Regions from separate parts of the Homo sapiens genome. Here regions 1, 2, 4 and 5 are each linked to region 3. A link is a loop called in an ENCODE intact Hi-C map of the cell type or tissue named here. Cell type or tissue: PC-9. All regions are shown on one strand. Region 1 overlaps TRA2B (transformer 2 beta homolog). Region 2 has its middle 23 kb from the start of TRA2B. Region 3 overlaps IGF2BP2 (insulin like growth factor 2 mRNA binding protein 2). Region 4 overlaps IGF2BP2 (insulin like growth factor 2 mRNA binding protein 2). Region 5 has its middle 46 kb from the start of TRA2B.

Evidence for each region. Peaks named below come from ENCODE experiments on the same cell type or tissue, not always from the same donor. Only the 100,000 strongest peaks of a DNase experiment are listed, where the experiment ranks them.
Region 1: a loop joins it to region 3, with 5 times the contacts of the local background. A loop is called at or near these places in 15 of 110 quality-filtered maps.
Region 2: a loop joins it to region 3, with 4 times the contacts of the local background. A loop is called at or near these places in 3 of 110 quality-filtered maps.
Region 4: a loop joins it to region 3, with 2.9 times the contacts of the local background. A loop is called at or near these places in 3 of 110 quality-filtered maps.
Region 5: it touches region 3 in a loop (4-fold over the local background); 3 of 110 quality-filtered maps call a loop at or near these places.

Annotation. Positions count from the first base shown.
Region 1 is chr3:185,916,146-185,921,145 of GRCh38, forward strand. TRA2B (transformer 2 beta homolog) reads right to left here. Exons shown (of 9, transcript NM_004593.3): 6 at 4,959-5,000; 7 at 3,292-3,351; 8 at 2,220-2,293; 9 at 1-1,580. The coding sequence ends at 1,570. Among named protein-coding and RNA genes, the nearest start is that of TRA2B, 19 kb to the right of the region's middle. In PC-9, no CTCF peak of the experiment used is centred here; no DNase peak of the experiment used is centred here.
Region 2 is chr3:185,958,225-185,963,224 of GRCh38, forward strand. It overlaps the pseudogene NMRAL2P. Among named protein-coding and RNA genes, the nearest start is that of TRA2B, 23 kb to the left of the region's middle. In PC-9, no CTCF peak of the experiment used is centred here; DNase peaks (open chromatin) are centred at 1,717, 2,017 and 2,747; H3K4me3 peaks cover 4,106 bases; H3K27ac peaks cover 4,781 bases.
Region 3 is chr3:185,731,858-185,736,857 of GRCh38, forward strand. The region is part of intron 2 of IGF2BP2 (insulin like growth factor 2 mRNA binding protein 2); the gene reads right to left. Among named protein-coding and RNA genes, the nearest start is that of IGF2BP2-AS1, 21 kb to the left of the region's middle. RefSeq lists an enhancer at 1-465 and a silencer at 2,148-2,197. In PC-9, CTCF peaks have their summits at 2,221 (motif pointing right) and 2,420; a DNase peak (open chromatin) is centred at 2,254; H3K27ac peaks cover 3,236 bases.
Region 4 is chr3:185,794,132-185,799,131 of GRCh38, forward strand. All of the region lies in intron 2 of IGF2BP2 (insulin like growth factor 2 mRNA binding protein 2), which reads right to left. Among named protein-coding and RNA genes, the nearest start is that of IGF2BP2, 28 kb to the right of the region's middle. RefSeq lists enhancers at 1,166-4,450, 4,838-5,000. In PC-9, no CTCF peak of the experiment used is centred here; DNase peaks (open chromatin) are centred at 700, 2,680 and 4,400; H3K4me3 peaks cover 488 bases; H3K27ac peaks cover 3,963 bases.
Region 5 is chr3:185,981,766-185,986,765 of GRCh38, forward strand. No RefSeq gene overlaps it. Among named protein-coding and RNA genes, the nearest start is that of TRA2B, 46 kb to the left of the region's middle. RefSeq lists an enhancer at 1,779-2,300. In PC-9, CTCF peaks have their summits at 112, 1,941 (motif pointing right) and 2,150; a DNase peak (open chromatin) is centred at 1,926.

The DNA of each region.
Region 1 (5,000 bases), 180 kb after region 3:
GGACAGTAAGTTTTACAAATTAAGACCTGCCAATACTGCCTATGCTCCATTACTGGTATTTTCCATCACCCAGGTACCCAGATTTGAGACATCATGATCAAGAGAACTGTGGACTAAGATCACCTAGGTTCAATTCAGATCGTGGCATTGCCACTTAAACAGCTATTTGAACTAAGGTAAGTTACTCTACATCATTTCATTGCTAAAGATTATATGTAAAGTTCTTCCCAAAGTACCTGAAACATACTAATACCTAGATGCGATAAAGGTTAGCAAGGCAACAAAATAACCCACCTGTAGCAACATCCCTACAATTGGTCATGAAAATTACTTAAATGCAAAATAATAAGAACATGTATTAAAGTACCCGCAGTCTAGTTATTTACTGTAACTCCATCCCCAAATGGAGATCACTCTAATACCTAGTTATGCACTCTGAATTTTCCAGGAATACAGAAATTCATCCCCCCCTCAACCCAGCCCAAAATAGCAAAGATACACCTCAGCCCAAGGAACACACTGCCCTAACGATTAAACTACAGAAGAACTCTAATTATAATAGAACAAGAACACTTCTTTGTGAACAGCTGCACCAACATTTTTCTTTTCATTTGCGTTTATTTAAACACAGTTCTCAAAACATTTGAGTGAAATTGGGCCTCCTTTGGTAAGCAAAGGACCTGAAAATAATATTTAAAAAATGAACAGGCAAAGTCTTCAGTTCATCCATGACAGGTATAGTGTTCCCTTATCATGTACTTTGAAGCACCCGGTTTTTTCATATAGTCTAAAAGCTAGAAGAACAAGAGTGTATTTGTGGTGGAATGTATTGTCACTTGCTGATAACTAGTTGAAATACCATTATCCCCTTGTAACACCTTTAAGAAACAGCCTTTTAAGGCATACACTGTGTAACTCTTCGTATTTCCTGCTATACATATTACAGATTACATAAAAGCCGACAAATCCACATTGATATAAGCATTAAGCACTGGCTGTATTTTAAGATTTTTAGTTCTAATACTAGCAGTACAGAGTTACAGAGCATAATTTTAAACACTTAGTTGCAGGTATATAAGTATGGTATGTTTCATGGACTGGAGGAAAACGGGCATTTGTCTTTAAATTTACTACTGACAATCTGAATAGTTCTGCTAAGCATTGATATGTTAGAAAGAAAAGTAAAAATCAAACTGTTTATTGTTGCTTTTTGCCATTTGGTAGCATTTTACACAGGCTTCGATCTTCAGAATACCCTGGATTCAGTAGAAAAACCTTTTAAATGAAGTTTTGTACAATAGAAACTTCTCAGCAGTCAAAATTTAGACTGTAAAAAAATACATGCAAAACATACTTTTCTGAAAACACTTAACTTGGAACAAAGCACCAAACTACACAAATGCAGAATGAAAACAGCATTTCAACTCCACCAAAAGTAGTCATCGTAAAAGGTGTAAAAGTCACCTAACTTCACTAGGCACTGTTCACTTTTTAAACAAGAGACAATAAAAAATATTGCCCACAAACAATATCCCAGCTCTAGGGCAGGTTTCAGAAAGTCTTCATGCTTTAATAGCGACCTGGGAAGAAAAGAATGAACATGCTTTAATATTAAGTGAACTAATTATCAAGTATACTTTAATGCCGAGAATTTCAGAATATTCTGCCATTAAGAAATTCCTATGTGCCAGAACCCCACCACCCCCAAATAGAGAAAGACTTCCATGTAAGTATTACACCAGAAATGAGATAGCAATCTTAAATAACAGAAATTGCTGGGAAGTATATAACTCAATCTGAGAACTAAAGGGCTAAGTAATCCATGTTTCTGTGCTGTCCAAAAATTTTTAAGGACTCTTGAAAAGCTACTAAATGGTGGAAATACATTATTTACTGTTTCAATTAGAAACAACAGGAGTCTCTGAGCCTACTCTGGGTAAATGGTGGAAATACATTATTTACTATTTCAGTTAGAAACAACAGGAGTCTCCGAGCCTACTCTGGCTCAGGAGGCTGTCCAATTTTTCCTTCTTAAAAAATAATAGGATTCTAAGGGTTGTTTCCACAAACTTTCTTGAACCAAAAAATGTTCAGGATGTGTGGAGAATCATTAGGTATGAAACTACCTGAAACCAATCCATTATCTGATAAAGGGAATACACTGTCATCAGAGCAAGCCATACTACAATATAAACAATCATATTAAGATAAAAACTTACGAGGTGAGTATGATCGAGATCTGGAACGTGATCTGTATCCTCCACGACTATAGTAAGGAGAAGGTGACCGCCTTCTATAAACAAATGTCAAGATTGTCTAAGTCTCAATAGATCACAATTAGACCAAACATATAAATTTATGACTATATATACTGCCCTTTCATCAGTTCCCCAAAAAAGGAAAGCTGCATGAACCTTCAAGGTCTGTTTAAATCTTGAGAATGAAGCACATTATCAGGCCCAAGTGTCAAATAAGCACTCTTAATAACTTTAAGGTCAAATAATCCTTGCTATATTTTAATCTACTTACTTTTTAAATTTTGTGAACTATGTTAAGAGAGTTTTGTAAAAGAAAATTCCTGGCTGGGTGCGGTGGCTCAACGCCTATAATCCCAGCACTTTGGGAGGCCAAGGCAGGAGGATCACTTGAGGCCAGGAGTTTGACCAGCCTGACCAACATGGTGAAAACCTGTCTCTACTAAAAAAAAAAAATTAGCTCTGTGCGGTGGTGCATGCTTGTAATCCCAGCTACTCGGGATGCAGAGACTGCAGTGAGCTCAAATTGCTCCACTGTACTCCAGCCTAGGCAACAGAGCAACACTCTGTCTCCAAAAATTAAAAATAAAAATGAGAAAATTCCCATACCATTAAATAATCCCAACAGCACCCTCTTGAACACCCAAAACTAATTTCACAAGTGCTTCAGGATTTAGCTTTGTGTTAAAAAGGCTGGCTTGAATGTTCTTGTGCTATTTGAGATGCTTACTTTTAAAAAGCAAGGAAAATGTAATACAAGAACATAATGACAAAAAAAATGAGTTATCAGTGACTAACATCACTGTACCTCATCACGGTATAAAATGGTATCACTAAATAATCTATTGCAAAACCAATTAATTTTTATAAATATACAAAGACTTTATACATTTAGTTTCCGTTAGAATATTTTCATGAGCTTCAAACAGTCTGATTTTGGGTATTCCACTTATAATTTACCAAAACATTACTAGGCAAACATCTTTATGTGAAGCTTTATACTGTTGTACAGATGCTAAGTCCTCTCCTGGCATACCTATAAATCTGATCCCTGTCTTGGGCAGCTCTCCATCCTCCTCCTCCTCCACCTCCTCCTCTGTGAAGACAGAAAGGCAACACAACACGCATTCAGTTTGTAAGTTTTAAAAAATTATGTCATTCATTTAGTAAAATAAAAACTTTCATAGAGCATGAATGAGATGTTTCTTGCAGGTCAAGTGATTTGCCACCCTTTTTAGAAACTGGCATAGGGTTCTCTCTGGTGGCTGAAATAAGTAGTATTAGAACACAGAACATTCCTAAGTAAATGCTCTTAAAAAAAAAAATCAAACTAAGAAAAAAATCTCAGCCCCAACAAATTTGTACCTTTAGTACCATTCAATAGAGTGATGCTTTAAATAAAAAAAGGGTTTTCATGGGTGATAAAATGCTGAACAATACACTTACAGACTCACTTTCAGACAATGACTGACAACTGTTAACTTCTTAAACATTGCCAAATAATGCACAAAATAGACATCCATATACCTCAATACCATTATCAATGACAACTGTGGTCAATACTTACTAACTACATTATTTGACTTGTCAAATTACACATTTTGACAAGGGAGGACCAAAATGTCACAATTTTACTTCATTTTTATCTTTGGAAGTATTCTCAAAGATATCTTTATTTTTAAACTATGATTGACATTTCCCTACCCAAACCCCGAAATACCAAATTTTTGGCAAAAATAAAAAGCCACATACCCTTGTCATACTAAATTAACATCTTTAAAATTATTCTCTGGACTCTTTCAAGGCATCCATTTTACCTGCCCTCAGTGTACGATGCATGCATTAAGAGATTACAAGAAACTGCCTGAAAAGTGTTGGCTTTCCAAAATGGCTTATGAAATTTGCTTTTATAAGCCATTATAAATTTGCTTTTAAAAGGCTAAGACAGAGGCTATAATTTTTTCTTTTAAGGTGGGGTCTTGCTCTGGGGGAGGAGACTCAGGTGGGAGCGTACTTGGCTCACTGCAGCTTCAACCTCCCCGGCTTCCTGCCTCATTTTTTGTGGAGGTTCCCTATGCTGCTCAGGCTGGTCTCAAATTCCCGGGCTCAAGCAATTCCCCTGCCTCAGCCTATAATTTTGCTTTCACTATGTATTCATTTATTTATTTTTTTTTTTGAGTCTCTCGCTCTGTTGCCTACAGTGGAGTGCAGTGGTGCAATCTAAATTCACTGCAACCTCTGCCTGCCGGGTTCAAGCAATTCACCTGCCAGTAGCTGGGACTACAGGCGTGCACCACCACAACCGGCTAAATTTTTATTTCTGGTAGAGACGGGGTTCACCATGTTGGCCAGGCTGGATCTCAGGTGATCTGCCTGCCTTGGCCTCCTGAAGTGTTGGGATTACAGGCGTGAGCTACTGCGCCTGGCCTCATTCAATGTTTAAAAATAAAACACATTTTATTATTAATATTCCAAGTTATCATTTAAATCCCATTTATATTCTAGAATATTTGAACAGAAATCCAGTTACACATTAAATTGATTAAGACACAGAACCTTAGAATCTGATTTAACTTTCTACTCTGCATTTCTCGAGTAAAAGTACTAAAGCAAAGCTTTTAACAAAGGCTAAAACTTAAGCATAGTGCTGCTCTGTACACTGTACTGAGATTCAGACGTTGACCTTTCTACCTCATAACTTACCTGTATGATCTGCTATAGTAGTCCCGATCATCATAGCCCCGA
Region 2 (5,000 bases), 230 kb after region 3:
CTGGCCAACATGGTGAAACCCTGTCTCTATCAAAAATGCAAAAAATTAGCCAGGTGTGGTGGTGCACACCTGTATGCCCAGCTGCTTGGGAGGCTGAAGCAGGAGAATCACTTGAACCTGGGAGGCAGAGGTTGCAGTGAGCCAAAATTGCACCACTGCACTCCAGCCTGGGCAACAGAGCAAGACTCTGTCTCAAAAAAAAAAAAAAAAAAAGAACCCTATCTCCAAATGAGGTCACATTCTGAGGTACTGGGGATGAGGACTTCACCATGGATTTTGTTGGTGGAGGGAGGACACAATACAACTCCTGACGCTGCCTCTGTTCAAGCCTTTAGTGTTTCTCACCTATGTCATTTCTTCAGGATAAGCTTAGGACTGTCCCTGCTTCCAGCATTGTCTTATTTCAACCCAGCCACTACTCTGCTGCCAGAAGATCTCATAATACTGCTGTGGCTGTTGGGATAAGCCAAGCTCCTCACCATGCCTAGCATGCCCTTTGTGTTCTGGGCCTTTGCTCTCCTTCCGTCTTATTTCCTGCTGCTCACATAGCATTGCTGCAGCCATCATGACCCTGTGGGATCATTGCCCTGCCTTTGGGCTTGGCTGTGTGAAGTTTTTCCTGCCTGCGATGGTTTCTCTCCCTACACTCCCTGAATAAATGACTCATGTTGGGTCTTCAGGCCAACTGCAGCATTATCTCCTCTGAGAAAACCTTCCCTAATTCTGGGTTTTGTGCTTCTCCTCCATGACTTAGGTCCCTTGAGTTTCCTTTGCCATTGCCCTGTACTACAGTTTTATTTATTTATGAGCTTAGCCCCCTTACAAGAGCCACATCACCAGGACATCTAGTTCAATGCCTTGTATACCAAAGGCACTCAATGCACATTTGCTGAACAAATAAATATGTGAGTGAATCAGTCTTCATTTAGAAAATTGCAGTGTCAGCCCAGGTGCAGTGGTTCATGCCTGTAATCCCAGCACTTTGGGAGGCCGAGGTGGGTGGATCACCTGAGGTTGGGAGTTCGAGACCAGCCTGAACAACATGGTGAAACCCCACTTCTACTAAAAATACAAAATTAGCTGGGTGTGATAGTGCATGCCTGTAATCCCAGCTACTTGGGAGGCTGAGGCAGGAGAATTGCTTGAACCCGGGAGGCAGAGGTTGCGGTGAGTTGAGATTGCGCCACTGCACTCCAGTTTGGGCAACAAGAGTGAAACTCCATTAAAAAGAAAGAAAGAAAGAAAGAAAGAAAGAAAACAGCAGTGTTGGCTGAGTGCAGTGGCTCATGCCTGTAATCCCAGCATTTTGGGAGGCCAAGGTGGGCGGACCACCTGAGGTCAGGAGTTCGAGACCAGCCTGGCCAACATGGTGAAATCCCCTCGTCTCTACTAAAAATACAAAAAAAAAAAAAAAAAAAAAAAATTAGCCAGGCATAGTGGCACGTGCCTGTAATCCCAGCTACTTGGAAGGCTGAGGCAGGAGAATCCTTTGAACCCAGTGGGTGGAGATTGCAGTGAGCTGTGACTGTGACATTGCACTCAAGCCTGGGTAACAAGAACAAAACTCCATCTCAAAAAAAAAAAAAAAAAAAAAAAGAAGAAGAAAAGAAAAAGAAAAAAAGAAAATTGAAAATTGCAGTGTCACAGTGAGTAAGTGGACTAGTGGTAACAGGAACAAGGAGGGGCACAATAAAAGGCGTGGTAATTGGAATGGGTTTATAATTCTCACCAGAGAAGAAACACAGCATTTCGGCTGGTGTCGCTGCTCCAGGGAAAGTTCTGTTACTCCACTGACTCTCTCTTTTCCTGATAACATGGCCAGCAAGAAAGTAATTACAGTGTTTGGAGCAACAGGTAAAAAGTCTTTAATTTTTAGGGCATGCTGACTTTGCTCACTCTCCTGTCTTCCTGTTTGTAACTTTAGAGCCTGCAAGTGTGGGCTGAACAAAGAGCTCTTTGGAAGAAATTTTTTAAAGTATCCTATTGCTTTAGTTCTTGATGTGGTAAAGGGGTGGCATGATTTGATTTGTAACTTGATCTCAGCAGGACAAGGACACTGACGTAATCTCCCTTTCCCAGTCATGGGGCTAACTGGTTGGTATAAGTCTCATTTCAACATAAGCTATACTCTGAAGTCTTCTCTCCACTCACTTCCTAATAAGCAAAAGGTACAAGTGTGAGGGGCCTGGGGGTTTGTAGTGAATATCCAATGCCTGACCAATCTTCCAGGGAGTCTGCAAGGATGGAGTGTGTGGGAAGTTTGCATTCCTGGCTCCCTTACAGTTTGTTCCTCAACAGTCAGAGCCATCTTTGCACAATATAAATCAAATCAGGTTTTTCTCCTTCAATCTATTCTCATTTCAGCCTCCCAAGGATCCATTTGAAACTGTCAGATCATGTCAGGCCTCTGCTCAAAACCCTCTAAAAGATCCCAGCCCCATGGCACTCCCAGTAAAGTGCAAAGTCCTGCTAATGCCCTGCAACAGGGCCTTGGAAATGTTGTGTCAGAACTCTCTTCCTGCCACCCTCCTCTCACTCCGCTTCATTACCCTGGCTTTCTTGCTGTTCCTCCAAAACAATCCCACAAATACAAAGGCTCTGGCCTTTGTATTGGCTGCTTCTTCAACCTAGAATGATCTCCCTCTGTTACTGATATAATTTGACTGTGTCCCCACCCAAATCTCATCTTGAATTGTAGTTCCCACAATCCCTACATGTCATACGAGTGACCAGGTGGAGATAAATGAATGCTGGGGGCGGTTCCCCCAGCCTGTTCTCATGATAGTGAAAAGAGAGAGTTCCCTGGTCCTGGTCCCCCACCACAGGGTGTGCCACAGGGGTGTGGCTCTCTGTTCTGCCACTGCAAGCTCAAACTCTTTAAGAGATGGGGAGCATGCATACCGGTAGGTGCAGGAACTGGGGCAAGTGCTTTTGGGCTCCAGCCCTATGGCAGCATCTAGGGGTGGGTGTCTGTAACTTTCAAAGCCCAAGTGTGCATGTGTTACAGTGCACTCTTTTAGCCTTGCCATCCACAGATGGCTTAAGGGTTAACCAGCTCAGTGAACCCTCTGCCTTTTTGCAAAAGGAGGGGGCTAGTGTGACAACTTTCTGTATCCCAAGCCCTCATCCAGCATCCCAGAAGAATCAGGTCACACATGGACTTGAAGGATGAATGCAGGGGTTTTATTGAGTGGTGGAAGTGGCTCTCAGTGGGATGGTTGGGGAGCTAGACAGGGGATGGAGTAGAAATATGATCTTGCCCTGGAGTTTGGCTGTCCAGTGGCTGATTCTCCGAACATCCTCAGCCAAACTCCTCCTGACGTTCCTTCTCTTCTCTCCTCTGCTGCACCATTCTGCCATCTGTTTGTCTCCTTGTCTCCTAGTCTGCTTCTGGAGCCTGGGGTTTGGGGCTTATATGGATACAGGATAGGGGTGGTGGCAGGCCAGAAGGCAACTTTTGGGGTGCAAAAACAGGAATGCCTATTACTTAGGGCAGCAGGTATCCAGGCTTAAGGGTGGGGCCTTTGCCAGGAACCACCCTCTTCTACCCAGTATTTCCCTGTCTCCTGTTCGTATCAATAGTGAGTTCGTTCTCATGAGATCTGGTGGTTTTACAAGCGGCTTCCCCCTTCACTGGGCCCTCATTTTCTCTGCTGCCACCCTGTGAAGTGGTGTCTCCCGCCATGATTGTAAGTTTCCTGAGACCTCCCTAGCCATGTGAAACTGTGAGTCAATTAAACCTCTTTTCTTTATAAATTACCCAGTGTTGGGTATTTCTTCACAGCAGTGTGAGAAAGAACTAACACAGTTACCCACTGCTTTCCCCCTCATGCCATTCAGGTCTCTGCTTAGATGTTACCTTTTCCATGGGGACTTTCCAGACCTCTATATTTGAAATTGCAACTCTGCTTCCACCCTGCCCATGTCTGGCTCCCTTCCTTACTTCAATTCTTCTATTTCTGCCTGTCTTTCCACACTAGAATATAAGCTCTATGAGAACAGGAATTTGTCTGGAGGAAGTCAAGGGCTAAAGCAGGAAGCAGAGTGAAATAAATTCTCAAAAATCAACAGTCAAGTATGATATTAAAAGGAGAAGAAGAGGCAATGGAGCGGGGGATGACTCTATTAAGCGTTAGGGTGATGGTAAAGATGTTGGCTTTTCCTGAAAGAGAAAAGTGATCGAAGGGTTTGGTTTTTTCAGTGTGTTTGTGTTTAGCTACAGGGTCTCACTGTGTTGCCTGGGCTGGAGGGTAGTGACTCTCCATCCCAGGAGCCATCATAGTACACAGCCTCAAACTCCTGGGCTCAAGTGATCTTCCCACCTCAGCCTCCCAAGTAGCTGGGACTGCAGGATTGCAACAGCATACCAGACACTGAAGGATTTTGAGCAGAGGAATCACATGACTTTGGTGTTAAAAGGATCATTTTAGCTTATGCTTTGTGAAGGGACTATAGGGGATAAGGGCTGAAGCAGGAAGACCTGTTAGGAGGTGGTTGTCATAAAATAGGCGAGATGATAGTAGCTTAGACCAGGGTGGTAGCAATGAGATTGTGGAGAGTGGTCAGATTCTGTGGAGGTTTTAAAAGTTGTGTTGGCAGGATTTGTTGGTGGACCAGATATCAGGGGTAAGAAGGGAAGAGTTGAAAATGACTCTGAAGTTTTATGGCTTGAGTAACTGGAAGAATAAAGTTGAGATTCACTGAAATATGGGAGACAGTGGGGAGGAGGAGGTCAGGAACTCCTTAAACTTGAATTGGTCTCATTAAACTTGAGTTGCCAACTAGGCATCCAGAGACTGGGTAGGCAGTTGGATAAGATTTTTGGGAGTGGCCAGTCACTCTATTAATTCTGTCTTCTAAATCTCTCTGATTTTTTCCATTCTCCCTCTTAGAAGCTTTTTCCACACTCCATTTGCCTTCTCTCCATGTTCCACCTTTAAACAGAACCATCTTTCAAATCTGATTAATTTTTCAAACCTTGTAGACAGCTAATACCACCT
Region 3 (5,000 bases):
TGTAGTCCCAGCTACTCAGGAGGCTGAGGCAGGAGAATGGCGTGAATCCGGGAGGCAGAGTTTGCAGTGAGCTGAGATCATGCCACTGCACTCCAGCCTGGGCGACAGAGCGAGACTCCGTCTCAAAAAAAAAAAAGATCATTCCGGACTTCTTGTGGTTTCCGGAGCACGTTCAGCTCCTGCCTCTAGTCTTGTGCACTCGTTGTTCTCTCTGGTCCATCTGGGAAACTCCAACCCTCCTTCAAAACATATAGTGCCAGCCTCTCCTCTCTGCCCCCGGGAACCCTGTATATCCCTTTTCTATACACTAAGCACATGGCTCTGATGTTTGTTTATGTGGCTTTTTCTCTATTGGGAGTGTGAGGCCTTGAAAGCTAGAATTTTTTCTTAATCCTGGTACCTTCCTCAGTACTTGGCATGCAGAGCGAAACTCAGAAAAGATCTGTTGGATTAATAAAACCAAGCAACTCCCTAACATGCACCAACCAATCTTTCAGCAGCAATGTGGCTTCTCCAGGGAAGACTATGTTGACCAGCTGGGAGAAACAGTACAGGATTTTTAGTATTTCTCAGTATGATAAACAACTGACATTTTGACTCACTAGCAAGTCTTGATATAGTTAAGACTGGTGTGAAACCTGAAACTGTAAAACTGAGATCCAAATCTGGGACTTCAAAACCCTCTAAGGCAAGCACCCCTTGCCCAGCCCCCAACATACTACAAGGACCCTCCCTAGGGAGACGGCTGGCCTCCTTCTGCAAGACCCATGTCTCAAGCTCTCTAAAATCAAAACAATGCTTTTAAGCAACCAGGTTGGAAAGAGAAATTTTTAATAAAATGAAGAGTATATGAAGACAATTATAAAGTCACTGCTGTAGCTTGAACTGCTACATGACCAAGGACTTCATAACTCAATTAGAGAAAATATTTTTTCCCCAAATTTAATGTAAGCAATGTGTGGGAATAAAGGATGTTGAGTTAGATAATCCCCTGTAGGCCTCACAGATAATACCATGTGTATACGTTTTGAAAAATGTTCACATACCTCAGGATGTTACAGCTTCTTTCTGGAATGTTGCTACTGTCCTGTTAATCCCTCCCCCAACCTGCCCACCACAATGTTCTCTTATCCTGTTGTTCATCACCCCACTTCCCTTCCTTCCACTATACTGCATTCTCCTGCTTCCCCACCCTATTCATCTAGGAACTAGGGGAGGATACAATAAAGCTGATAGTCATAAGACATTTCACAGACTAGGCTCTGCCAAAGAACACAATCATCTGATTCCCTTGTCCCTACAAAGTAAGAATCTTGGAAATCATCTATTCTCATTCTTATTTTACTAAAGAGGAACCTGAGAAAATGTAAAGTGATTGATAAGCCATATTTTCTCAATCCATTTCCGTATATTTCAGGAAGCTTGATCCCAAGGAAAAGAGGGTGCTCCACAGTCAAAGGGAGAAGGAAACTGAGGAATGGTTAAGACTGTCAGTACCCACTCATCATCATTTACTGAGCATTTACTAGATGCTAAGCACCAGAAGTCCTATGTTAGCAAAGGCAGACAAAGAAAGCCCTATGTGTTTAAAATTTAACAGATAATAAATCAGAGCCAGACTGGGCGCGGTGGCTCACGCCTGTAATCCCAACACTTTGGGAGGCCGAGGCAGGCGGATCACCTGAGGTCGGGAGTTCGAGACCAGCCTGACCAACATGGAGAAACCCCATGTCTACTAAAAATACAAAACTAGCTGGGTGTGGTGGCGCATGCCTGTAATCCCAGCTACTCAGGAGGGTGAGGAAGGAGAATCGCTTGAACCCGGGAGGCGGAGGTTGTGGTGAGCCAAGATTGCACCATTGCACTCCAGCCTGGGCAACAAGAGCGAAACTCCGCCTCAATAATAATAATAATAATAAATAAATAAATTAGAGCCAAAAATAAAGTAAATGCAACAAGCACATTAAAAACAAACAAACAGTAGTTTAGGAAAATGAAAAGTTTAGCAAGTCTCTCTATGAATGGAACAGGAAAGACATGAAGAAAAATTAAAAACTGGGTAAGGACTAAATAATTCACTCACCTTGCAATTTAAGGATTTGTTTAGAAAGAGTGTGTACATTCATTACTGGGAAAGTATTTCTGGTGACCAAAAAAATCCCACAGTAACAACACTGAAGTATTTTTCACAAGAACCCTTAACCCCCTTACTTCGCCACAAGAGGGTGCACATTTCCTTAGGAATACAGTAACCCAGGGAAACCTGCTCAAGTTCCTCTAGGCAGCTGCTCACCTCTGCTCCGGCACCTCTCTCCCTAGCCATGGCAGTAATGAGCATCTGCACATAGTTACATAGGTGAAACGTGTTCACATACTTTATCTCATTCAATTCCAACAACAGCTCTGTGAGGGCGGGTTGGGCAACTTATCAACCCCATTTTATAGAAGAGGAAACACACTCAGAGGTGAAGTGACTTGCCCAAGGTCAGAGAGATCATAATGCTAGAGCCCAAATGCAAACTCACGTTGTCTAGTTCCCAAATCCTGTATACATTTTCCTTACCTCCCTATTAAAGCATAATCAAAAATTCCACAATCGTTCAGCGTCTCTGTTCATCCATTCTACTTCTTCTGAGCAAAGAATCATACACTGGGCAGATGAGAAACTGCTCACTTTTGCATTGTTAAAAACGAGTGAAAGCTGGTTTTTAACAAGTGTGTGTTAGCACCTGGCAATTATCTTTATAGGTTTCCAATGAAGTGAGAAGTACGCTGAAACTTGTCTACAGTATTTAAGGCAGCAGTAACGTGGAAAAAAATAATTTTAATTTTCCTGCTTACAGCAGGGAAATTAATTGTAAGCTCAACTTTCTTTGGACAGATCTTATGAGACTCAGGCTAAAACCTAACTCCAAAACCCTCCTCCTGTCAGAAACACTAGAGTATAGAGGTCAAGGATTTTGGAGTTGGATGCCAGGCTGCCTGGGTTCAAATCCAGGTTTTCCCACTTACCATTTGACCTTGGCCAATTACTCAACTCCGACGTGCCTCAATCTCCCCTCTGCAGAGTGGAGATAAGAGCAGCAGCTCCCTCACACTGTAATAGCGAAGACAGCGTTGTAACATGAAAGCACACATAAGTGCTCAAGCTACAAAAGGCAGTCCTTACTCTAAAAGGCAGATGAGATTATTAATGTTACAGACTAAAGAAAATATATTAATTTTATGTGCATTTTATCAGTGAATTACATTTTATGACAATATCAATGCTTGAAAATACATTTAAATCCTTTTTTTTTTTTTTTTGAGACCAAGTCTCGCTCTGTCGCCCAGGCTGGAGTGCAGCGGCATGAACTCAGCTCACTGCAACCTCCGCCTTCCGGGTTCAAGTGATTCTCGTCCCTCAGCCTCCCGAGTAGCTGGGACTACAGGCATTAGCCACCACACCAGGCTAATTTTTGTATTTTTAGTAGAGATGGGGTTTCGCTGTGTTGGCCAGGCTGGTCTTGAACTCCTGACTTCAGGTGATCCACCTGCCTCGGCCTCCCAAAGTGCTGGGATTACAGGCATGAGCCACTGTGCCTGGCCTTACATCCCTTAATCTATGTGCACAGCAATTATGTCTATCTTAAAGGATTTACAGCATAAATATAAATAGCTAAGAACAAAGCTCTCATATCTTTGCTTTTATGACAGTGTTTGGCATTATCGATGGTCAGTCTCATGCCAAGTCCTTGGTCAAGAAAAAAGAGCTAAATTACAGAGTTCCTCCGGGAGGAGATAATAAGCTTTACACAGCAGAGGGGAAGGCTCCTTACCCCAGGAACCTGAAGACCCAGGCTGTACTTACAGCTCTGCCACTAAATAGCATCTCCTAATCCCACATCCATAACTCTTAAATATTTCTAAAAATATACCTTTTCATTTCCATCACCATGATCTTAATTCATATCCTTAACAGCATGGACTCCTAACTAGCCACAGAAGTGGAGCTCATTAAGTTTGTTGAATGAGTGAATGAATGGGGGGTGGGATAGTGACACCAAAGAAGACCACAGAAAACGGGGGAGAAGATTAGTTTATAAACTATATGCATACACTTTGTTATCTCAAGTCCTAGCTCAGCTCTGATTTCACAGAATGCTGGACCACTCCAGTAAGGCTAACCAGAAGGAATCCACCCTCCCTCTCAGAGTTTTTTCTTAGTGGTAGTGTCACAGGCCCCAAGGGGTCCCCCAGATCACCGTTTCAGTCCAGTTTGTTGGATCAAATCCATCAGATCCTTAAGGCCAGCAGCTCCTGCACCTGGTTGAAGCTGCCTTGGCACCTCTAGGTCTAAGGGGGTACTGGGCCAAGGTCACGGGGACTCGGAGGTGGGGGGGCCACTCTTTCACAGGGTCTGAGTGCCTTCCAGCTCCTTCCAAGGGCCCCAACAAACCCTTCCATTCCAAACACCACACTCCTCCTTTTAAGACTGCCCTCTAAATTCTGATTTAGTTTGAAGGACATCTCTGTTGCCTAACTCCTATGGGGTAGAGATAATTCCATGGCCACATCTCAATCCAAGGTGAACACTTTTTACAGCTTTGACCTCAGATTTTGACACTGCCATGGGTTCGGCTCCCCTTCTTGGGGACATGGCTTCACACACACAATATGTGCACCATCATTCCCTACCCATGCGATGGCAACATCTTGGGGATGACATTTCCTCCACTGGAATAGGCCCACTTGCTTACCCAATGTGGCCGTGAATTAAACAATAAGAGAACATCTCTGCATCTTGCTCACAACCTGAAATTCCCAGCAGGGGACACCATGCAGGTGGGGAATCAGTCATCTGATGGCAGAGTTAATGAGCTCAACACTTAGGGTTTCAAGTTAGGCTTCACGGGCAGTCTCTGCGATGTCGGACTGCACAATGTTGGGGACATGCCTGAATTTGGCTTCCACAGATTGTAACAAGAGTTTTCCTTTTGACCCTGATACGCAAAACTGTG
Region 4 (5,000 bases), 62 kb after region 3:
TATATGTATATTTTGGGAGAGGTAGAGTCTCACTACATTGCCAAGGCTGGTCTCAAACTCCTGAGCTCAAGCAATCCTCCCAGCTTGGCCTCCCAAAGTGCTAGGATTACAGGTGTGAGCCACCACACCTGGCCCAGAGCAGATCCTAGAGACCCGGGCTGCCCTCATATCACAGGTGTGTCTGGCTCCTTATCCTCACACAGGCAGTTGTTCCTAAATATTTCTTTGCTAAGGACTTAATCATAGACTCACAGAATTCTAGAACAGACAGGAAGGTTGAGTATCAACTAACTTACATCCTCGCATTACTGATGAGAAAACTAACAGCCCAATGGGGGATCACAGAGCTGGTTAATGACAGAACCAGATGAGATAGGACTCAGGCCAGTATTCCTTACCCTAGACTTTACCATCTCATTCAAGTGTCCATGCACATCCAGAGTTCCCTTCCCAACAGTGCTTCTTTTTAAGCCTTTCAAAACATTGGCTTTATTTGGAGGTCACATCTTTTTTTTTCATTGTGATAAAAAAAAAACCCATAAAATTTACTATTTTAACAATTTTCAGGTAAACAGCTCAGTGGTGGTAAGTACATTCATGCCATTGTGTAACCATCACCACCATCCATCTCCAGAACTTCTTTCATCTTGCCAAACTGAAACTCTGTTCCCATAAAACAGAAACTCCCCATCCTCCCCCTTCTCTAGCCCCTGGCAACTACCATTTTACTTTCTGTTTCTATGAATTAGACTACTCCAGTTATCTTTTCTTTTCTTTTTTTTTTGAGGCGGAGTCTCACTCTGTCGCCCAGGCTGGAGTGCAGTGGCGCTCTCTCTGCTCACTGCAAGCTCCACCTCCCGGGTTCATGCCATTCTCTTGCCTCAGCCTCCTGACTTGCTGGAACTACAGGCGCCCACCACCTCGCCCGGCTACTTTTTTGTATTTTTAGTAGAGACGAGGTTTCACCATGTTAGCCAGGATGGTCTCGATCTCCTGACCTCGTGATCCACCCACCTCGGCCTCCCAAAGTGCTGGGATTACAGGCATGAGCCACCACGCCCAGCCTCCAGTTATCTTCTATAAGTGGGATCATATAGTGCTTATCCTCTTGTGACTTATTTCATTAGCAAAATGTCTTCATGGCTCATCCATGTGGTAACATGTGTCAAAATTCCCTTCTCCCTTAAGGCTGAAAATATTCCACTGTATGTCCATACCACATTTGTTTCTCCAGGCACCTGGCAATGGACACTCGGGCCACTTCCACATGTTGACCAATGCAAACAATACTGCTTTAACATGGGTGTACAAATATCTGTTCTAGTCCCTGCTTTCAATTCTTTTGGGCACACACCTGGCAGTGAAATTGCTGGATCTCACAATGTATCAGTGCTATTTTCAAATGTGTCTTGAAAGAGACAAAGAGGAGACAAAATCATCTGGGTTGGTGAATTCTTTAAGAAAATGAAGCCAGAAGCAGTGGGTCAGTCTGTAATCCCAGCAATTTGGGAGGCCAAAGCATGTGGATCACCTGAGGTCAGGAGTTCGAGACCAGCCTGACCAATATGGTGAAACCCTGTATCTACTAAAAATACAAAAATTAGCTGGGTGTGGTGGCGCAGTCCCAGCCTGTAGTCCCAACTACTAGGGAGGCTGAGACAGGAGAACTGCATGAACCCAGCAGGTGGAGGGTGCAGTGAGATGAGACCACACCACTACACTCCAGGCTGGGCAACAGAGAGAGACTCTGTCTCAAAAAAAAGAAAAGAAAAAAGAAAATGAAAAATACTGTTTTGTTCTTAAACTTAGCTTTACTTCAACACAACAAACTATATGAAAAAATTTTTAGAGATTGTATGATGTAGAGGAAAAAACACAGCACTGAGGAGGATAACTTTCTAGTAATATCCAACATTAACACAGGACATACTTTTTGATGTCCGAGTATGAATTTCCACAGGCAGGGGAGAGTGGAATAGATAATCCCTAAGGTCTATGGATTCTGTGGGTTCCATGAAAAAACTTATTTAAAGGATTACTATGTCTTTTAATCATTTTTTCTTTTCCTTAGATCCAGTTTGCATATTAGAACTTAACCATTTCTGGCTATAGAATCTAGTGTATTCTTGAAATAAGAGCTCCAGGGATAGGCGGGGCATGGTGGCTCACGCCTGTAATCCCAGTACTTTGGGAGGACGAGGAGGGCGGATCACTTGAGGTCAGGAGTTTGAGACCAGCCTGGCAAACATGGTGAAACCCTGTCTCCACTGAAAATACAAAAATTAGCTGGTCATGGTGGCATACGCCTGTAATCCCAGCTACTCAGGGGCCTGAGGTAGGAGAATCACTTGAACTCCCGAGAGGCAGAGGTTGTAGTGAGCAGAGATCACACCACTGCACTCCAGCCTGGGTGACAGAGTGACATTCCGTCTCAAAAAAAAAAAAAAAAAAAAAATTCCAGGGACAAGAACAATTCCTGAGCTAGGAAAAAAAAAAAAAAAAAGAGAGAGAGACTAAGGTAATACAATAGACAACAATTTTCCTACCAGCACATTTATTTGTTAATTGCTTTAGGATGTCCAGAGTGTAGTACCTGTATACTCTGAGTCACGGTTTACTCTGAGTCACTGTGAACTTCTGTTTACTTTGTAGTAGTCACTATAAAACTATCAATGCACACTGGGCTCAGTATCAACAGGGCATACCTGCCAAGAAAATTTTGCTACAATAGTTTGGTTCAAACAATCTTTCAGTTACTGAGCAACATACCGTTGTCATCAAGATTCCTGACAATGCATTCTGAGTCAAAATGCACATCAGATTCCAGGTACGAAACCAACAACACACTCCAAACCCCATCCACTCTCAGGCCTCCCAGGAAGATCTGCAAAGTGAGAAACGCACTGCCCCACCCTGTTTCTCCCCACTTCCCCAGAACTATTTCTGCTTAGGTATCTACCAAAAGCAGGCTTTCTACTCCAGGGACAAGAAGGATAAGAGACAGAATTCTCTATGTTCACTTCACCAATCAATTATTTCAACTACTTATAAAAAGCTTCCTATGCTGGGTACAATGATACACATGAACCTACTCAGCCCTTACAATTCTTCCAGGTAGGTGTGTTTGTGCTCACAATGTAGGAAAGTGAGGTGGACGCTCAGGAGTGTCCTATCCAGAGCCACACAAGCAGTAAGGAGTACAGCTAGGCTGGACCAGGTCTTCTGATCCCATGTCCGGTACTCTTTTGGCCATATCATTTGTTTACACTCTTACAAGCCTATGCTAATTTGGACACCCCAAAGAGAACATCTGAAGATCCTCTCCTAGAAAGCAGGACTAATGATCTAACAACTAATGCCTGGTTTTTCAGTTAAGAGCAGAGTTTGCTGGCTTCACTCTTTCACCTTTATTTCAGCTGACAGGCAGAGCTTTGAAGAAACTCAAGGAGAAACTGTGCATCAGTCCCTTCACTTAAAAATGCTTTTCACAGGCCAGGAGCAGTGGCTCATGCCTGTAATCCCAGCACTGTGGGAGGCCAATGCAGGCGGATCAGCTGGGCCCAGGAGTTCGAGACCAGCCTGGCAACATGGCAAAACTCTCTCTCTACAAAAAAAACAAAAAAATTAGCCAAGCGTGGAGGTGCATGCCTGTAGTCCTAGCTACTGAGGAGGCTGAGGTGGGAGAACCACGTGAGCCTGGCGAGGTCAAGGCTCCGGTAAGCCAAGATCACTCCAGCCTGAGTGACAGAGTGAGACCCTGTCTCTTAAAAAAAAAAAAAAAAAAAAAAAGCCGGGCGTGGTGGCTCATGCCTGTAATCTCAACACTTTGGGAGGCCGAGGCAGGTGGATCACCTGAGGTCAGGAGTTCGAGACCAGCCTGGCCAACATGGTGAAATCCCATCTCTATTAAGAATATAAAATTAGCCAGGGGTGGTGGTGCCCACCTGTAATCCCAGCTACTCATGAGGTTGAGGCAAGAGAATCGCTTGAACCCAGGACATGGATGTTGCAGTGAGCTGAGATTGCGCCACTGCACTCCTGGGCAGAAGAGCAAGACTCTGCCTCAAGAGAAAAAAAAATTGCTTTTCAGGGAAAAACACGCCCACATTCTCACCACCTCCAATAATGACAGACAGTGACTGGGCCCCGGTGTTTTATTCACCTCCAGGTTTACTCCCAGGAAATCTACAGTGGAAAAAGGCATCCACTAAAGACTTCCTTCAACATTTTTAGAGACTTAGGCTATCCAGATCTTTCCTCTCCAAATTCTACGAGTACAAATAGTGTTAATATTTATTACATAATAGATTCAGGAAACTGTGTTTCTATGACCACATGAATTTTTCTTACACAACATTCATGCCAATTTTATTGGACTTGGAGTATATTATTTTAAATGACTATGGAGGTTTGTAATTATTGTATTGTTGATTTTATGACACATTATTGGTCCCATTCATGATTTATTTGATGCCAAGGCCTTGATCAGGACGTTAACACCCAAATATAACATTTTTCCTGTGGGAAAACACCATTTGCTTTAAAACACCTGCTTTTACGAGGGAGTTTTTTATTAATGCAACATCATAAGAAGCAGACAGTACCTGTTCAAGAAAACCCTGAGTAAGCAAAATATAACTAAGTTTTTCTTTTTTCTTTTTTTCTTTTTTTTTTTTGAGACAGAATCTTACTCTGTCATCCAGGCTGGATGGAATGCAGTGGTGCGGTCTTGGCTCCCAGGCTCAAGCAACCCTCCCACCTTAGCCTTACAAGTAGCTGAGACTACAGGCACACACCACCACGCCTGGCTAATTCTTGTATTTTTTGTAGCAACGGGTTTCACCATGTTGTCCAGGCTGGTCTCGAATTCCTAGGCTCAAGTGATCTTCCCGCCTCAGCCTCCCAAAGTGCTGAGATTACAGGCGTGAGCCACTGTGCCTGGCTCTAAGTTTTTCTTTACTCAACATTTAGGAGAAAGAAGCTGCAGGCCGGGCACAGTG
Region 5 (5,000 bases), 250 kb after region 3:
GTGGAGAGTGACTATAGGCCCAAGGGTCCCTGGACTTTTTGTGTGTTTGCTGGGATGGCAGGTTGGTTCTTTAAGACCGGGATGGCTGGGCATGGTGACTCACACCTGCAATCCCAGCGCTTTGGGAGGCCAAGGTGGGAGGATTGCTTGAGGCCAGGAATTTGAGACCAGACTGGGCAACATAGCAAGACCCAGTTTCTAAAAAAAATAACAAAACTTAACCAGGCATAGTAGTGTGTGCCTGTAGTCCCAGCTACTTGGGAAGTTGAGGCAGGAGGATCTCTTGAGCTCAGAAATTTGAGGCTTCAGTGACCTGTGATCATGCCACTGCATTCTAGACAGAGTGAGACCTTCCTTGTCTCTCTCTCTTTTTTTTTTTTTTTGAGACAGGGTCTCACACTGTCACCCAGGCTGGAGTGCAGTAGTGCAATCATGGCTCACTGCAGCCTAAAACTTCTGAGCTCAAGTGATCCTCCTGCCTCCACCTCCTGAGTAGCTGGGACTACAGGCACATAGTACCATGCCCGGCTAATTCTTTTTGTATTTTTGTAGAGACAGGGCTTAGCTGTCTGGTCTCAAACTTCTGGCCTCAAGTGATGGTCCCAAACTTCTGGCCTCAAGCTATCTGCCTGCCTCAGCCTCCCAAAGTGTTGGGATTACAGGCATGAGCCACGATGCCCGGACTTCCTCATCTCTTAAAAAAAAAAAAGGAAGAAAGAAAAGAAAAAAAAGAAGACTGAGACAGGCCAGGGCTGTCATGGATCAGTCCCAACAATTGTTCCTGGAAAGCATGAGAAGTCCTTCCAGGATTTAGAACCAAACTTTGCAGTGGCTGATCTGAAATGAGACTGTGCACTTTAGGGACCTCAATCTCACATAACAAAGAAGGGAAAATAACTTCCAACTAGTCTGAGACATTTTAATATTTGTTGACAGTGGACAAAAGATTCCACCCACTATCCTCTCCCAGTCCTGCCCAACAGTCTCCAGGCCAAAGGAGGGAAAGGATTCCCTTTGCAGTTGTTCAGGTAGAGACTTGGGGACCCAAGAGAGGCACAGAAGGTGGAAATAGGGCCGTGCATCTCAGTGAACAAGAGCACCCTTTGTTGTCCAGGAGTAGATTAGGGTTGGGGGTGTGGGCGATGGAATAGAAAGGATGCAGAAGATCTCTCTCCGTGATTCCAGAAATGACCCTAGAAATTCAAGCTACAAAGTCAGATAATCCTGGATTTGATTGCCTCTGCCACTGACAAGTTGTGTGAACTTGGTCAAGTTACTTGATTTCTAGGCTTGGTCTCCCCATCCTCACTGGGGACTGCTGGGGGGACTGAAAGATTGAAAGCATGAGAGGCACTTTGTATAGTCTTTGCCAGGTAGTAAGTGCTCAAGAAACAGCTGTAATTATTCTCTCTTCTCTCTCTCTCTCTCTCTCTTTTTTTTTTTTTTTTTTTTTTTTTTTTGAGACAGAGGCTCTTGTTGTCCAGGCTGGAGTGCAATGGTGCAATCTTGGCTCACTGCAACCTCCGCCTCCCGGGTTCAAGCGATTCTCTCTTGTCTCAGCCTCCCGAATAGCTGGGATTGCAGGCGCGCGCTGCCACGCCCAGCTAATTTTGTATTTTTGGTGGAGACAGGGTTTCTCCATGTTGGTCAGGCTGGTCTCGAACTACTGACCTTAGGTGATCTGCCCTCCTCGGCTTCCCAAAGTGTTGGAATTACAGGCATGAGCCACGGCGCCCGGCAAAAAAACAGCTATAATTATTGTTGAGCATAATTCCTCCCCTTGCCTCCTTCATATGCCTCCCAAAATTCTGAAGTGCCCCCTGGGCGGTTCCCAGTGTCGCCTGACCTTGGCCTCCTGGACTGCAGGTTCATCTTGCTCTAACCGCCCGCTGCCCGGTGTCCCGTCCCTTCCCAGCTTCCTTCTCCCACCACTAGATGGCAGTATGAGTCCAGCATAAGAAAGGATCGCTCCAGCCTCATCCCAGGTGATTTTTTCCCCGGGCTTTTTTGGGGAATAAAGCCAAAGGAGATAGTTATACGGCGCATCTTAAAGCCTTGTCGGTTACCCTCCGTGGCCATTTCGACAGACATGCGCTGGTCACCTTCTCTGGGGTGAAGTGCCTTCTCCGTGCCGGATTTGAGATTAAGGGAAGGAAAGGGAGGACCAAGGGATTATCCAAAGACTCCAGCACTGGCTCGCCCCATGCAGAGGAAGGCCCTCAGGCTAAGGGTGAGCCTTCTGCATAGAGGGGTCTCAGACCCTGCTCCAGGAGTGCAGAGCACAGGGCCTGCCCTTTCTCCGCCTGGCAGCCGGGGCCGAGCCTTGCTGGATGCTGGTGCTCCTGCTGCTGGCTTCTCCGCTGGCCACACTGCTTGTCATCCTCTCCCCAACCCAAGGGACCTTTGCAACTCTGAAATCCCATCAAGACTACACAAGGGGCAGAGACAATTCACTAAAAGGAAACTGGGGCACTGTTAGGAAGTGCGTATTGAACGGCCCTCAGGCACTGTCCATTCTCCCAAGTAACAGAGCAGAACACTCTGGCAATGTAGTCCTGACTTGGACTCCTCATAGGAGTGAGCAGGAAGGCAATAACATGAATTTTAAACCATCTCGAGTAGAAGTTGCTATAGCATTTCTTTCTCCTTCCTTCCTTCCTTCCTTCCTTCCTTCCTTCCTTCCTTCCTTCCTTCCTTCCTTCCTCCCTCCCTCTCTCTCTTTTTTTTCTTTCTTTCTTTCTTCTCTCTCTCTCTCTCTTTCTTTCTTCTCTTTCTCTCTCTTTCTTTTCTTTTTTTTTTGAGATAGAGTCTTGCTCTGTCACCCAGGCTGGAGTGCAGTGGCGCGATCTCGGCTCACTGCAACCTCCGCCTCCCGGTTCAAGTGATTCTCCTGCCTCAGCTTCCTGAGTAGCTGGGATTACAGGCGCCCCGCCACCACGTCTGGCTAATTTTTGTATTTTTAGTAGAGACGGGGTTTCACCATGGTGGCCAGGCTGGTCTTGAACTCCTGACTTCATGATCCGCCTGCCTCGTCCTCCCAAAGTGCTGGGACTACAGACGCGAGCCACTGCACCTTGGCTGCTATAGCATTTCTGACGGGCTGCCCCGCTGAGTGTTGCAAGAGGATTAAAAATGTACACACCCTTTACTTGGCAAAACTCCTAAGAAACCATCTTAAGTAAATAAACACAAATATAGATAAAAATATAATTTTGAGGATTTTATATGAAAGTATTTTTTCATGAGAGCAAAAATATAGAAGTAAGCAAAATGTTCAGCATTTAAGAAATGGATAATTAAATTATTGAAGTTTAAAAATTCCTTTAAACTGTAAATTCTTTAGAACTAGCATTTGTGACGAATTTTTACTGAGAAAAATTATGTTTTAAGTGAAAAATATTGGATTATATCCAGCATTATATCTAGCCTAATCCCAATTGTGTAAACTACATATACATAGTAAAACATTGGAAGGAAAAATATGCCAAAATGTTAATAAATGTTTTCATTGAAGTAAAATTTTGGTTGATTTCTATTTTCCTTATTTTAAGTTTCTTCTTTCCCCTAGTTTTCCATAATAAAAATTGTTAGTTTTGGCCGGGTGCAGTGGCTCATGCCTGTAATCACAGCACTTTGGGAGGCTGAGGCGGGCGGATCACTTGAGGTCAGGAGCTCGAGACCAGCCTTGCCAACATGGTGAAACCCCATCTCTACTAAAAATACAAAAATTAGCCGGGTGTGGCAATGCGTGCCTGTAGTCCCAGCTACTAGGGAGGCTGAGGCACGAGAATCGCTTGAGCCTGGATGGCATAGGTTGCAGTGAGCCGAGATTGCGCCACTGCACTCCAGCCTGGGCGATAGAACAAGATTCAGTCTCAAAAAAAAAAAAAAAAATTGTTACTTTTATGTTGAACTTTTACATAAGCAAGAGTTATTTTAAAAATTTAACAAATATTATTTATCGATTGTCCTGTCTTCCTTATAACAAATATAATAATTATTTATGAGTGTTTACTACGTCCTAGCCACTCTAAGAGATGAAGGTATACACTTTCATTGAATCTTATATCGACACTCTAAGAAAGATTATCTTCTCATTTTATAGATAAAGAAACATACTTCACAGAGTTTAGGTAACGTGCTCAAAGTCACAGTTATTAGGAGTCAGGATTTAAATCTAAGTCTGTATGTTTCCAAAGTCCATGAGCTTTTCACCACACACTAGAACTTCGATCCTCCCTCCCAACCAAGGGACGCTTGCAGCTCTGAAGTCCCATCAAGACCACACAAGGGCAGAGTTCTCAAGTTATAAAAGGATTCGGTCATCAGATTCATTCAGAATTCAGTTGTTTGGAATTTGGACATATTCTCCTTAGAAACAATGTATAAATGCTAATGTGCAACACTGTATAAAGATCAACTCTAAAAGTTGGTGAAACCCATCTACCCATATGCTGTGAAACCACAACTTTCCATAGGATATTGCTTGTTAATCCTGTCTCCCAGATGCACACACAAGAGAATAACGAAACTAACACTGGGGTGAGGACAAGGCAGTGCTTGGCGGAGGGCGGGCTCAACATTCGCGCATGTGCAGAAAGAGAATGCGGAGCCACGGTGTCCTCAGGCTACCGGCAAGGCCGTGGATCTGCGTGGCTAACGGGGGGCAAGACAGGGGTCACGGGGCTGAGTGTGGAAGCCCTGCGTGGAAATCGAGAGAGCCCTCAGGAGGTCTTGGGGGATCAAACCCAAAGGTTTCCAAGAGCCGGGCTGGTAGATGAAGGAAACAAGCCAGATGTAGCACAGAAGGGAGTGGTGGCGACTGTACCGACAGGAGACCGTGCGACCCACCTAAAGGCAATACAAATACATTTAAATAGAAACACATTGACAGTCAAATGTAACTTGTGGCTGGGCGCAGTGGCTCACGCCTGTAATCTCTGCACTTTGGGAGGCCGAGGGGGGCGGATCACTTGAGATCAGGAGTTCCAAACCAGCCT